Linked DNA regions of Homo sapiens: region 2 is linked to region 1. A link is a contact called in ENCODE Hi-C or POLR2A ChIA-PET data. All regions are on one chromosome and are shown on one strand. Each heading gives the region's core, a stretch centred on a gene start or an enhancer-like site at or near the end of the contact. The rest is flanking DNA. Distances are from core to core; before and after follow the strand shown. Region 1 overlaps LOC107984934 (a long non-coding RNA gene). Region 2 has its middle 47 kb from the start of LINC01648.

Region 1 (6,890 bases), core at 1,642-4,141:
CTGGCCCCTCCTTCCTTCCTTTCCCCTTTCTGTCCATCCCTAATAAGCATCTCCACTCATGTCCCCAACTCCATCTCAGTGTCTGCATCTCAAGAAGCCCTTGTGACCCAGGGAACCCAGTGACTTTGTATCAGTCAAACGCGAGTTGGAGTCCAATGGCCATGACTTAACTAGCTGGGTAACTTCAAGTGGTAAACATCTTACCTGTCTGTGCCTCACTTTCCTCATCTATAAAGTGGGGCTAATAAATCTCCTGGCCTTGCAGAGATGTGGAGAATGGATAGGAAAATGCTTTGTAAAGGAGAACACACACGCACACACACACACACACACACACACACAAAATTAATTAAAGTCCTCTCTGCTTGCACCTATGCCTATGGTGTAGGCTGAGATCTATAATAACGGGGGCCTGGCTGGATCTGAGATCCTTCTGGGAAAGAGGTCTGGGCAGCTTGATGCCGGTGACCAACACACCGGCATGCCCACAGTATAGCTGCCATTTCGGGACCCCACAGAAGGGAGGTGCAGGCGGTGCAGAGGGCTGGCTGGGCAGGGCAGGATGAGCTGGGGTGAGAATGGTAAGTGTGGCGGAATTAATCCCTTCTCTCCTCCTCCTTCCAGGAAGCTTCACTCCTCTGCTCAGCTGCTGCACCACATTTCGGATCAGAACATCTAGATCCATCAAAACAAGAGGTGGATGAGATATCTGCACATTCAGGGAGGGGAGGATAAAATCCAGGGGGCCTCATGAGATTGCTCTCCACGTGCGAGTGAGCAGACAGGCGGTGTATTTCCTGATTGCCCCAGGCTAGGTGAGGAGTGGCTCAGGCAGCCCAGGCTGGGCAGGGACACTAGAGACTGATGCATTAAAGAAAAATTTATCAAAAAATCAGGGAAGAAGCTAGTTTCTCTTTACCCCCTCTATTTAAGGACCCCTTGAGTGATAGTTCCCGGATCCTCCTGCGCTGGTGTTTGTCTTTCGCTGAAGGTGATGGATGTGTAAGCTGCACTAATGAGCAGGGCTTGGGCCATCAGACAGTCACAGGGCCGTCCAGCTCCATGCACCTCCCAGGCCGTGAGACAGTCACAGAGTTGTCCATCTCCACGCATCTTCCAGGTTCTGAGACAGTCACGGGGCCGTCCATCTCCACGCACCTCCCAGGTTGTGAGACAGTCACGGGGCCATCCATCTCCACGCACCTCCCAGGTTGTGAGACAGTCACGGGGCTGTCCATCTCCATGCACCTCCCAGCTGTCAGCATGGTCCACCGGGGAAATATGTGATTAATGCAGAGGATTATGTGTGTGTTGGGGTGGAGGGAGATGTAGCCCAATGGAGAGGAAAGGCATGGACCAGCTTGGGGGTGGGAGATGGGGGTCAGGGGGATCTGGACCTCAGTTAGTCAGGACAATTGAGAGAGTCTCAGTAGGCTCCCAAGAGATAGTGAATGAATTCTCCAGGGGCTGGGGGCAGTGGGTCAGTCCAAGACCCTGCCTGCCCCTCTCCTCAGCCTTAAAGGTTCACAGTAGAGAGAGGAGTCTTCCAGACCTGAGTTCAAATCTTAGCTTGGACTCAGCTTTGTGACATTGGACTTGTCAATGAACTTCTCTGTGCCTCCTTTTCTTCCATGTATGTCCATTTAGCATTAAAAGAACTAACGAATGCGTGGCAAGCCCTTTGCACAATAGTTGACACAAAGCCAGGGCTCAACCAACAGCTTTTCTGTCTCCTTATTGCTGTTGTCAGTAGGATTATCTAGCTTTTCTATAGGCATGTATTGTAGATGTTTATATACGATATATTTTGTCATTGAGATCTTACTGTATTCACCTGTCTCTCTCTTTTTTTTTTTTTTTTTTTTTGCTTACCATTCTGTTGTGAGCATTTTCTCACATCATTAAAAAGTTCCTCAAAAACGGGATGTTAATAGCTTCATAATGGTCCCTCATTGAGATGCTTCATAATTGACTTTTTCATTCTTTCTGGTTGGATAGACAGGGCATTACAGTTTCCAGCTTTTCACTGTTATTATCAGGCTGCAATAAGCATCTCTAGGACAAATTCCTGGAGGTGGAATCAGTGCATCAGAGCACTGACATTGCTGAGGCTCAAGAGCGTTCCTACTTAGTTGTCTTCCAAAAAGGTTTCCAGCACTGCATGAGAATGCCTGTCTCACCACACATTTACCAGCTCAATTGTTCCCTTTTTATTTAGTCTTCATGAATTTCTCAGGCCCCAAATTGAATTTCATCGTCTTTTGGAGGCACAGAGCTCTGGCCCATGGCTCTTGTTTCCCAGCAGGGTGATAATTAGATTATCTTCAGAGGCTTCCAGCAAACCTCATGATGAAAGGCAGGGCAGCCCTGGGCATGGAGTCAAAGAAGCTGGGTTCCCATCCCAACTCTGTGCTCTCTCACTGTGTGACCTGGGTATATTCTATCTCCCTCTCTGGGCCTTTGTTTATCAATCTACTCCAACAGCCTCCCACTTGGTCTCTCTGCCTCCAATGCATCCAATGTCTGGAACAGTGACTGGCATATAATACGTGCTCAACAAATATTTATTGAATTCTGAAATGAAAAAGTGACCTTTCTACAGGAAGAAGCTGCCACATCATTATGCTGCCTCCAACATTTGCTTAAGCTTCCTAACATTCTGTTTACTTTTTTGGTTCTCGCATGAATTTCTGTTTCTACTTAGGATATGAAAAGACACATGAGACAAAATGAGAAAAAAGGCCAGATAATCTACAGAGTCATAACTTTTCTTGAGCCCTTCAGAGAGCTGGAGTCGCAAGGCAGCCAACTGAACTGAAACCTAAAGGATGACAAGATCTTCTGAGAAAGACAGAACCACCCACTCCTGCACCTCTGGCAGAACCCTGGAGGGAGAGTGGGCTGCCATAACAGACAGCTAACACTGCAATGAATTCTTAAAGGCTGAGTGTGCAAAGGCTTTACAGCTGAGCCATCCCAGGAGCCCCCACACTTAAAAGGAGTTCACGTTCCTTCATCAGCTGCTTCCGGTAAAGCTCAGGACAAAGACGGGACAGGACAGGGATCTGAGTCAGCCACCTCTCAAGGGCACAGGGACATGAAAACCCTCCCACTTCCCAGACCCTTCTCTTATCGGAAGCAAAAGCCTCAAACCACTTCCCTGGGGCAGGAAAAACCTTCTACCCTGGAGGCTCAGACAAAGATCTGTTGTCTCTGGGGGAGGGGCTGGAGCAAAAGCCGTTTTCTGCTGGGGAAGGGGTAGGAAACCCTTCCACCTTGGTTCCTGGTTGAGACGTAGAAGTTGAGATCTTTGTTCTCAAAGAGGTCTGGAGAGATGCCTGCAGCCTCTCACTGGAGGACCAGCCGTGCTGCTCTTGCACACAATGTCACCAACGAGCTGGTCTCCGGGGGTCCTCAAGAGCCCTTCAATGGCCAAAGTAGGGGGCAGGCTGGGCTCTCAGGAGGATGTTGGGCCGTAGGAGAGGGTGGGCCAAGGGAAGGAGGCCATCAGAGAACAGCCTTGTATGGGCGGGGCCGGTCCCCATTGTGGGGAGGGCCATCCCCACTGGTGAGTGGGGCCATCCTGGAGCAACGAATTAACTATTTTAGAGGTAGAAATGGGGTCACAGAGTCCAGTCAGGTGTGAGTCCACTGGAGAGGCCCTGGACCTACTGTGAAGCTAGGGCAGGGGGCAGCTGTAATGCCAGAGACTCTGTTGCTCAGAGCTGGGAAGCTGGGGCCTAACAATGCAAAGACCCCACCCATCCCCAGCTGTGCCCACCCGGGGCCTTTGCCCTCCCAGCCCTCCTGCTGGGGCCTCCCCTCCCCCCTCCGGCGTTACAGCTCCCACGACACCAGGTGGCACCCTTGGCACAGCTGCGCCTCATCACCTGGAGCTTCCCTGTCCTGTCTCTCCTGCTGGAGCTGAGCTCCACGGGGACAGGGATGGGTCTGCTTCCGTCATCGCTGTGTCCCTGGAGAAGGGTGGGCATTCAGTGGGCACTTGGTACATTTGGTGAAGGAACAGGGCAGGACTAACTTTTACTGTGGGGGAGAGATAAAGGAGAGGAGGTATCTCTTGGCTTCCCAGTCTGGGACCCTGGTGGGGATGGCAGGACGTTTCTGGGATAGGAAACCCCAGGGAGGAGCGGGCTTGAGGGATGGATGGGGAGCTCTGAGGGCCCTGGGCCCAGCCAGCAAGAGCCAGGCTTTGGTGTTCTCCCATCTCCCTCCCCCTTGACAGCTTATGGCCACACTTTGCCCCAGTGGGTGGGATGGATGCCTCTCCCGCATCGTCATTTTCTAGCGGTAGTTTGAGAAGTTCTTGCTTTCCCCTCATCTGAGGGCTGCTAAAGACCCAGACACATCCACCAGGCACCTGGACGGAAAAGGCAAGGGGAGGAGAAGGAAAGTGAGGAAGGAAATCAGTTTTCTGTATCTGGTTTAGATCTAGATTTTTAAATGTGAAAGCTGGGAGAACCTAATGATGGGCTGGAATTGGGCTTCCTCCGGGGGAAGCTGGCTTGGCGTTTTCCTGCAGCATCCCTGTCTGCAGCACCATTCCTCACTCCAGCTCTTAATTCTCCCTTCTCCTTTACAATTGACAATTATTTCCTGGGCACAGTCCCCAGACACGGCTGGGAGGCTGGAGACGCCATCTGCAGTCGAGGTGCCAGGTGACCCCCTCGGGCTGGGCTTTGCTGAGGCCAGAGGAAGAGGGGAGGAAGATGCACAGGACTGCGAGCTACCGAGGGAGACAGGCTCCATCCTAGCCCTCACTCTGGGTTGGCACAGAAGTGTGCTGAGGGCAATTTCTGTTTCCTCCATGCTCTCTGGTGATTGTCAACTCAAGAAATCACCGTGGGGCTCTGATGAGAATCCCACAGATGGGGTGATGAAGGTCTGCTGTGTGATCTTGTGCAAGCCTCAGTTTCCCCATTTGAACAGTGAAGTCGTTGGTGTAGCTCCGTGGTTTTCAACCCCAGCTGCAGAGATTTCCTCTTCCAGTCAGGATGGAGTGACAGGGATTGGATTCACGCTTCCTCCCGAGGTGATGAAAAACAGACAAAATCGGTGAAAACAGTGGTTTCCAAGACACTGGGCATGAGGCAATGAAGGAGAGATGAGAAGCAAGTGAAAGGAGGCTTGCAACTTCCCTGGCTTACGGCCCTGAGAGCACTTCCAGGTCGTGAGGTGGGGAAGAAGGACCCAGCGGAACCCAGGGAGGTCCTGGAGCTGAGGAGATGGAGCTGAGATTGCAGAAGATCAGGGTGGCTGGATCTTGCACACGCAGTGCCAGAGCGGAGAGAGCCGCATAGAGAGAGAGCGAGAATGCTGGAGAGTACGCAGGAGGGTCTTGCCTCCACCTGGGGAAAAAGGAATTCTAGACTGAGAGGTGCCCTGGTCTCACCTTAAAAAAACCTTAAAAGCAAGACCCAAAAGGATCCCACTGTTTTCAGGCAACTTAACTGCATTACAGAACTGCTGGGGTTTAAATGTGTCCCCCAAAGCTCACATGTAGGAAACATCATTCCCAGTGTGGCCGTGCTGAGAGGTGGGGCTTTTAAGAGTTCAGTTGGGCATGAGGCTTTCTGCTTCATGAATGGATTAATGCCAGTTATAAAGGGCTTGGGGCTGCGAGTTCGATCTCTTGCTCTCCCTCTCATCCTTTCTCACCTTCTCGCTTTCTGCCATGGGATGATGCAGTAAGGAGGCCCCCTGAAGATGTGGCTCGTTGACTTTGGAATTTCCAGCCTCCAGAACTGTAAGAAATAAATCTCTGTTTGTTATAAATTGCCCAGTCTCAGGTATTCTGTTACAGCAGCGCAAAATGTACTATGACAAGAACAAAGCTCGGGAATATAGAGAAAAAAAAAACCCCAGCACTCAACAAGGTAAAATTCACAATGTCTGGCAAAGACAGCTGGAGTGGCTATAGTCATATCAGATGAAGTAGGTTTCAGAGCAAACAATATTACCAGAGATAAAGAAGGCCATCATGTCAATTCATCAAGAGAAGATAACAATCCTAAACGTTTACGCACCTAATAACAGCACTTCAAAATATACGACACAAAAACTGATAGGACTGCAAGGAGAAACAGACAAATCCACAGTTGTAGTCAGAGATTTCAACACCCCTCTCTCAGTAATTGGTAAACAAGTAGATAGAAAGTCATAAAGGATAGAGAGGACTTGATCCACACTATCAACCAACTTGACCTAATTGACATTTACAGGACGCTCCACCCTGCAATAGCAAAGTATACATTCTTTTCAGGTGCATATCTAAATAGGCCAAGATAGACCATGCTCTGGGTTATAAAACAAATCTCAATAAATGTAAGGAGTCAAGTCATACAAAGTATGCTCTCTGACCACAACAGAATTAAATTAGAAATTAGTAACAGAAAGATCTCTGAAAGATCTCCAAATATTTTGAAACCAAATAGTATACTTCTAAATAACCCATGTGCTAAAATAAGAAATCAAAAGAGGAAGTAGAAAGTATATATATATATTTTTAACTGAAAAAGAAAACACAGCATATCAAAATTTGTAGGATGCTGCAAAGCAGTTCTTAGGGGAAATTTATGGTATTAAATGCTTGCATTAGAAAAGAAGAAAGGTCTGAAATCAATGACCTCAGCTTCCACCTTAAGAAACTAGAAACAGAAGAACAAATTAAATCTGATGTAGGTAGCAGAAAAGAAAAAAGTAACAGAGTAGAAATCAGTGGAGAAGAGCAATAGAGGAAATCAATGAAACCAAAGCTGGCTCTTTGGGAAGATCAATAAAATTGATAAACCTGTAGCCACACTGATCAGGGAATAGAAAAGAAAACACAAGTTACCAATATCGGGTATGAGAGAGGTGGCATCACAGATTCT
Region 2 (6,890 bases), core at 1,769-4,268, 400 kb after region 1:
TGATGGCACCCCCATCACAGGCCATTTGAAGAGTAAATGAGGTGACACATCTTAGGTGCTAGCAAAGTCCCGGCACATAGTAAATGCTCAAGTAAATGCAGCTGCTGTTGTTCTTATTGGCATGCTGACTGCACCTGCAGAGACTGCCTCTGCCCGGGCCCCACCCGCAGACTTTCCTCTCTTTCCTTTCCCTAACATCCGATTCCTATTCCTTTCTGTTTCTATGACCAGATTAAAAGTCACTCCCCTATTTAAAATCCTGCCTGTCAGTCTGGTGAAAAATGTGGAAATGGAATTTAGGAATTAGACAGGTTTGAATGCAAATCTGTTTTCTCCCTTCATTAGCTGGAAGTCCTTAGACAAGTCCCTTAACCAAGCCTCAGTTGACTCACCTGCATAATGAAGACAGCACTCTGCAGCCTGCGGCTTATGGTAAAAACCAAATGAAACAACAGGTGAGAAAAGGGCTTTGCAAATGGCAAATGGCAAACCACTGCTCAAATGCTGGCTTGTTTTCCTTCTCATTTTCGGTGTCCCTTGGTAACCTGAGTGTTTAACCTGTGTTTTCTTTCTTTGGTTTAATGAAGGCCCACTGTGAAGAAATAGCCATGTTGGGGGATAGATCCACCAACCAAGCCTGGAGTTAGGTCCACAGTTCTGAGCTTGAGTCAAGCTCCCCGACAATGCTGTGTGCTCTGGGCCCTGCAGACCTCTGGGCTGCTACTGGCCTTTCTGCCTCTCTGCTCCTCCCTCCCTCTGCTCCCCCACACAGCTCTGCAGCAGCCTCCAAACACCTCTGGCTCTGCTGCTTCTACCCGGAACGCCCCTCCCTCCTCTTGTTCCTCCTCCTCTCTCTCAGGGAAGCCCTCCCTGACCCCAAGACCCAGGCACACACTACACAATTCGCAAAGAATGAGTAGCTTCTCTCCCAGCTTATTTTGTGACTTCCATGAGTTTGGGGACTGTGTCTGTCTGACTTACACTTGTGTCCAGAGTTCTGCATAATGCCTGGCAGAACTCTATCCACTCAACATTGTTCATAAAATCTCTACCCACTCAGTATTGTTCATGGAATCTCTATCCACTCAGTATCATTGGCCACATCACAGCCTTGCTGTGAGACACTAGGCTTGTGTCTATTCCTCTCTGGAACAGAGTTTCCCCCGGCAGTGTAATGAAGGAGCTGGGTTCAATGGCCTCCAGCATCCTCCACTGCTACTCCCCTTCGCTTTGAAGGCAGCTCCTGGACGGTGGAGACAGCTACTGCCAACAGTCTGCTGATGTCAGCAGGACAGGCTTCAGGTGCCCCTGCCTCCCATTCCCTCCTTATAAATAGCTCTACCTGAAAGCACTGGGGTCACTCACCCCTGGGGACAGCCACAGGTAGCCAATTACTCTCAGTGCCTGGAGGGCTGATGGGGAGGGGGTTTCAGGTTTGAGTGGGAACCTTGGCCCTGGAAAGAATCCACTGGCTCGTCTGGGAGAGAAAAATGGAAGGTCATTTCGGTGTCTGCACCAGGCGGGGCCCGTAGCCACCAAACAATCATCTGTGGCCTGAGAGTGGAAGTAGTAGATGGCTCTGTGATTCCAATTATCCTCGGATCATTCAAATGACTATTGGAATGGAGAGCCAGACTGTCCTGTTTGGATAGTGATGTGTGCAGTGACCCCCACCCCACCCCACCACACCACCCACGAGCTATCTCCTCTCCAAGCTCCAGACTGGTCACTGCAGGGCGGCCCCAGGGACTCCCTAAGCTCCCAGCTCCCCATAGGTCTGCTGAGCACGTAGGCCTGAGTTGGTGGGCTCTGGTGGGTGCTCAGTCCATTTGATTGTAGAAGGTCTGGGTGGCAGAAGATCCTACTAGGGCTATGGGGAAAAATCAGGTTCTACTCCAGGGGACCTCAGGCAATCAACCTGAACTCGCCCAGTGCCAGCTTTGTGACTTTGTGATTTTGTCCCACTGAGATGGGAGAATGATAATGTGCACCTGGTAGGTCGGAAGTGAGGGCTATGTAAGGTAATGCCGTGAAATGGCTTGGTGCTTGGCACATGGAGGCCTTCTGTGAGCGGATTAGCTGGTGCTGTGGTGCAGCTATAGGAAGCAACTCAAACTGGCTTAAGCAGAACACAAGGGACATCTCCTGGAACCCCAGGATGACAAGGCAGCCAGCCTCAGAAGGAGACAGGCCCAGGACACAGCAGACCCGGCTTCTCCTTTCTCCATCTGCAGGACAGAAGATAGTGGCCTTCAGGTCCTGAGCATGAATGTCTCCTCCATCTGACAGAACAGCCCAGATAGAACCAGATTCTCTCAGTCCCAGATTTCTGGCAAAGGGACTCCACTTGGTCTGACTTGGATCTGTTTTCTGATTGTCTACTCTGGCTCACTTGCTCTTCTCTAGAAGCACATTAAAAAGGCACAAGCCTGGCCTCTGGGAGGCACCCCAGAAGGTGCTGAGGACTGTGAAGGGGTCAACATGAGCTGGACAGAGCCCCTCCAAAGTTCCAGGCCCTGTGCCAGCTCTGGGCCACCAAGGGAAACCTGGCCTGCGCCCTGTCCTTGAGAAGTTCACACCGGGAAGGGAAGACAGATGAGTGTGATCAGCAGGGCACGGGGAAGGCAGCAGCAAGAGAACCAGGATCCCCAGGCCCCTCCGTGTGCCAGGCTCCACATGCCTGCTTCCTCTATGCCTGCTGGGTAGATGCAATGATCCTCCCGAGAGGCAGAGCCAGCCACACAGCACAGACAGGGCTGGGCCGGGGCTGGACCCCAAGCCTCCAGGCCTGGCTTTGGGATGGTGGTCGGTGGGGCAGCCATTCCATGGCTTCACTCCAGCGAGACCCCATCGAGCCAGGTCTCACACAGCCATGCCAAAGATCTGACATATTCTTAGCTACAATCCTGAGTCTGGGAGAGAAGCAGGAAATGACTCACCCTCTTTCTCCAACATAAACACAACTCTGTGCTATTAATATTTACCCAGGGGCTTCTCCAAGGGCCCCAAACAGCAAAAGGATCCTGGTGAGGGAAGGGTATGAAAGATATGTCGGGTCTGCAGCTGCCTTCAAATGGAGCAGAGAGACTGAGTGCCAGAGTGAAAGGGAGCCTCACAGCTCTCTCCGTCCTCCCCATTTGACTGAGGTCCAGAGAGGACAGGGAGCCAAGAAAATCCAGCAGGGCGGTGGCAGAGGAGGGAGCAGAAGGTGGGAGCACGGGAAGTGGAACGAGCACAGGGCTGTGGGCCCCTGGCCCTCATCTGTCAAATGGGAAAGCAGGAACTGGTTTGAGGATGTTTCCCTGAGATGTCAAATGGCCCCTCTGAGTGTCTGGCAAAGAATAGGTACTGCACAAACTCATCATGGTGAGGGCAAAGTCATGGTGAGGATGCCAGTGGTCTTCCCTGCCCCGACTTCCCAGTGTGCTTTGCACCGCCTCCCAAAACCCTGTTTCTGCTTGGTGACCCTGCCCTGCTCCCCACCCCATCAGTGCATTGGACCAGGAGAAGATACCTGCCCAGGCTTGGCCAATCAGAGTACCTGTGCTACCAATTCTAAATTGAGACAGAGAGCCTGGTTGGGTCTTCTGGTTGTGTGAACTACTGATGCATGCATTTCTGATTCGTGAGAAATGGGAAAAGTAGAGACCTGACCTGAAGTCTTATGAGGTGGGTGGAAGAGAGTCAGTCTGCATTCTGGCTGGTGCTCCTGTCTCCGGTCCGGGTCCCTCCTGAGTTCTGGCTGCATCTGAGAGACCAGGGTCCTTATGCCAAACCCCCTCTTCTCTGCAGCTGAGCAGATTCTGTCACTTGTGACTCAAGCAGCCCTGATTCCCACGAGGAAGAAGAACTTCCTGATCGTCAGAGGGGTCCAGAGCCAGGTGGGCACTGACCTCAGAAGGAAGATCACTGAGGTCCATGGGAGGGCGGGAATCCCGCGGTGCTGGGGCCCAGGCCCTGCACCCTGGTGGCTGGGGTGTCCTAGGGCCTCTCTCCTAATTAACCTCCTCTCCGCTGTTTTCTCCCTCCTGCTCCATGTCCCTTCTTTCCTCATCTCCCACACCCAGCCCCTCCCGAGATCATCCATTCATCCCTTAGGCAGCATCTATAGCCCACTTGTGGCTGTTCATCCACTGGGCTGGCCACCCTGGGGACGCAGAGAGGGACAAGGCCGTGTCCCTGTCCTCAGGGAGCCTCCGGTCTGGCTGGCGGAACAGACACAGAATCAATCACAGCCCAGCCTGGCCAGTGCTGAGATGGGGGAAGATGTGGGAGGGGCTGGGGAGCTAGGGGCAGGCCAGGCCCTGGACATGGAGAAGGGGAGGACTTCTGAGAGGAGGTGGTGTCTATGCTGAGACCTGAAGGAGAAGTCGGGGAGCCAGGGGAAGAGGCTCAGGGGGAGAAGGTTACTGCAGCAGCCCAGCACAGGCAGGGCACTGGCAGAGAGGGGGAGCCTGGTGCCCTTGGAAACGGCAAGCAGTTCTGCTTGGCCAGGGCAGGGTGGGGAGGGTGGGGAGGTGTGGAAAGATGGGGCTGGGGTCCACCTGGGTCAGACCACAGAGGGCATAGGGAGGGCTATGGGAGGAAGTGACCTCTCTGTAAGCATGGAGGAGCGGGTGTTCCAAGAGGATCTGGGCTCCTCAGACCTCCTGAATAGCGAGGAGGGGAGGAGGCTTCTATCTTCCTCCCTCCCTCTGGCCTCCTCTCTCTCTCTCTCTCTCTCCTCTTTAACTCTTACTCCACCTAGATGAACCAGCTCAGATGCCACCCACTCTCCCCTCTCTCTGTCTTTCTCCCCCTCCTCTCCCCTCACTTCTCCTCTTTTGTCCTCTCCTTCGCTTATACTCCCCCTTCCCCCATTTCTCTCCCTCCCTCCTTCCCTCCCCATTCCCCTCCCTCTCTCTGCAGACCCCTCCCCACCTCCTCCCGGCCCCGCCCAGCCGCGCTTGTGAGGTCCTGCAGCGCCACCTTCAGGCCGCGGCCGGGAGCGGTGCCGGTGCGGGGCGCCCCACCAGGAGGAGGTGGCGGAGGTCCCGGGGGCCGCCCCGCCTCGCAGCCTGGGCTCTGCCTGCTCTGCGTCCACGCCAGCATAAGCCCCAGCCGGCTCCGTCTCCCCTAACGACTCTAATTACCAGCCAAGCTCGGCTCCCCAAGGCCCAGGCGCCAGAACTGATGACTTTAATAACAGAATCCCTTCCCTTTCACGGCCTGCTCCGGGGGCCGCTGGCCTGAGGATGCAGCGATCTCTGCTGTCCTGGGAGGGCGGGGTCCCACGGGGGTTCTACACCCTCTTACACATGGGGAGGGGGGGCTCAGCCAGGGCAGTGAGGGGAGAATCGCTTAGGGTGGCCTAAGAGAGCCTGGCGCCGCGCGCTTGTTCATCTATGGCAAAAACCGCAATAACTTTTGCACCAACTTAATATTTGATCGATGATCACTCAGGGACATCACCCTGAACTTAACGGGTCCTGGGACCAGACACCCAGAGATGAAAAGACAGTGGGGTACAGTTCTAGCGCTGGGTGATTGAAGCTACGACACTGGCCTGTGACAATTCCTGCGGGGCCCAGAGAAGGTGCTGGCACCCCGGGGGGGCTATCAGAAGCGTGAGGGAGGGGGCTCTGAACTGGCTTCAGAGTGGGTGGCATCTGGGCCGGTTCATCTAGGTGGAGTAAGAGTTTGCAGGGGAAAGACGATGAGAAGGGCATTCCAGGCAGGCGGCAGTTGCCCAGAGGCGTGGAGGCTGGAAAGAGCAGAGGCTTTCAGAGATGGGGAGTCCTGTGTGGCTGAAAATGGAGGGGAAAGGGGGGGTTAGGCTGGGGGACCATCAGGTGTCAGACTGGAAAGGACTCTGGGTGCTTTTTGCTAGCCCTGTATCTATATTCAGTACTGATACAATATAAGCTAATAGCAACAATCATACAAATTATTATTATTACTATTAATATTATAGCCACTAATACTTATTAAGGGCTTTCTGTCTGCCAGGTGCTCTCTCAAGCACTTTATGTCTATTGACTGAATTAATTTTTATGACAGCCCCATGAGGTAGGCACGATTGGAGAAACAGGCACAGAGACGTTAAATAACTTGTCTAAGATGGCTCAGGTACTGAATGGCAGAGCATCCTCTCTCCAGAGCCAGCTTTCTTTACTTTCACAGCACCCTTGGCCCACCCCCACCCCAAAACTTCCAATTTAATTTTTCTTAGATTCTGTCTCCCAAGGAGAAAAGCACCTCCACCCATTTCCCCAGGGATCAGAGGCAATTTGTAGTTTGGAAGAAAAACCAAAGGGCCTGGAGAAAGCAACATTTAACCCAAAGCCATGATTTGCCCATGCTGGGCTCTCGGGCATTAGCTGGGGACAAGCTGGCTGGATCAGCAGTCTGGGGCTGCCTGTCCTCCAGCATCGAGTCCCCGGGCCTGGCTAAGGTTGCCTCTTTTCCATCCTCACCCCAGGAAGCCTTTGGCATTTCCAGAAAGAGGAACTACTGCCCAGCTACTGCCCCTGGTGGAGGCACTGGCAGATCTGCACTGAAGGTGGGATGCAAAATCTACCTCTTTATAGTGTTGAGAATCCAGCCCCAGGCTCTGCCTCTGAGAGCCCTGGGAAGACAGGGGTTTTCAAGAGCTCGTCACCAGCCTAGAGGTGTTCTTTGGCTGGGCCGAGAATGGGTGTCATCTCGAAATTAGACTTGCAACTATACACCTTTCCCTTAACTGAGCCAGAGCGTTGTTTCTGTTGCAACACTGGGTTGGAGAGAAAGAAATGAGAGAAAATTGACTTGTTTCCAGTAATGCTCCAGAAAGCAAGTGTGGAGTCTGCTTTGTGATTTTGGATTATTTTTTTTTCTTCCTTCCTTTCTATATCTGTGCTTTATCATGACTA

The links. Hi-C counts contacts between places; a loop is a spot of excess contacts on that map. ChIA-PET counts read pairs that join two places held with the same protein, here RNA polymerase II (POLR2A). Pooled maps may share reads with other maps.
Region 2: a loop to region 1 is called in a pooled map, with 3 times the contacts of the local background. The contact joins two enhancer-like sites. A Hi-C loop is called at or near these places in 5 of 168 maps with a recorded cell type or tissue (HCT116, IMR-90, MCF 10A and 2 more) and 3 of 50 pooled maps. POLR2A ChIA-PET finds 5 or more read pairs at or near these places in 1 of 52 experiments (Panc1).

Annotation. Positions count from the first base shown.
Region 1 is chr1:29,685,685-29,692,574 of GRCh38, forward strand. It overlaps LOC107984934 (a long non-coding RNA gene), which reads left to right. Exons shown (of 3, transcript XR_001737958.2): 3 at 625-3,613. Among named protein-coding and RNA genes, the nearest start is that of LINC01756, 340 kb to the left of the region's middle. RefSeq lists an enhancer at 3,666-4,165. Within about 2 kb of position 2,892, at least 3 of the 41 ENCODE cell types and tissues checked have a DNase peak (open chromatin) inside an H3K27ac peak, as active enhancers do.
Region 2 is chr1:30,081,158-30,088,047 of GRCh38, forward strand. No RefSeq gene overlaps it. Among named protein-coding and RNA genes, the nearest start is that of LINC01648, 47 kb to the left of the region's middle. Within about 2 kb of position 3,019, at least 9 of the 41 ENCODE cell types and tissues checked have a DNase peak (open chromatin) inside an H3K27ac peak, as active enhancers do.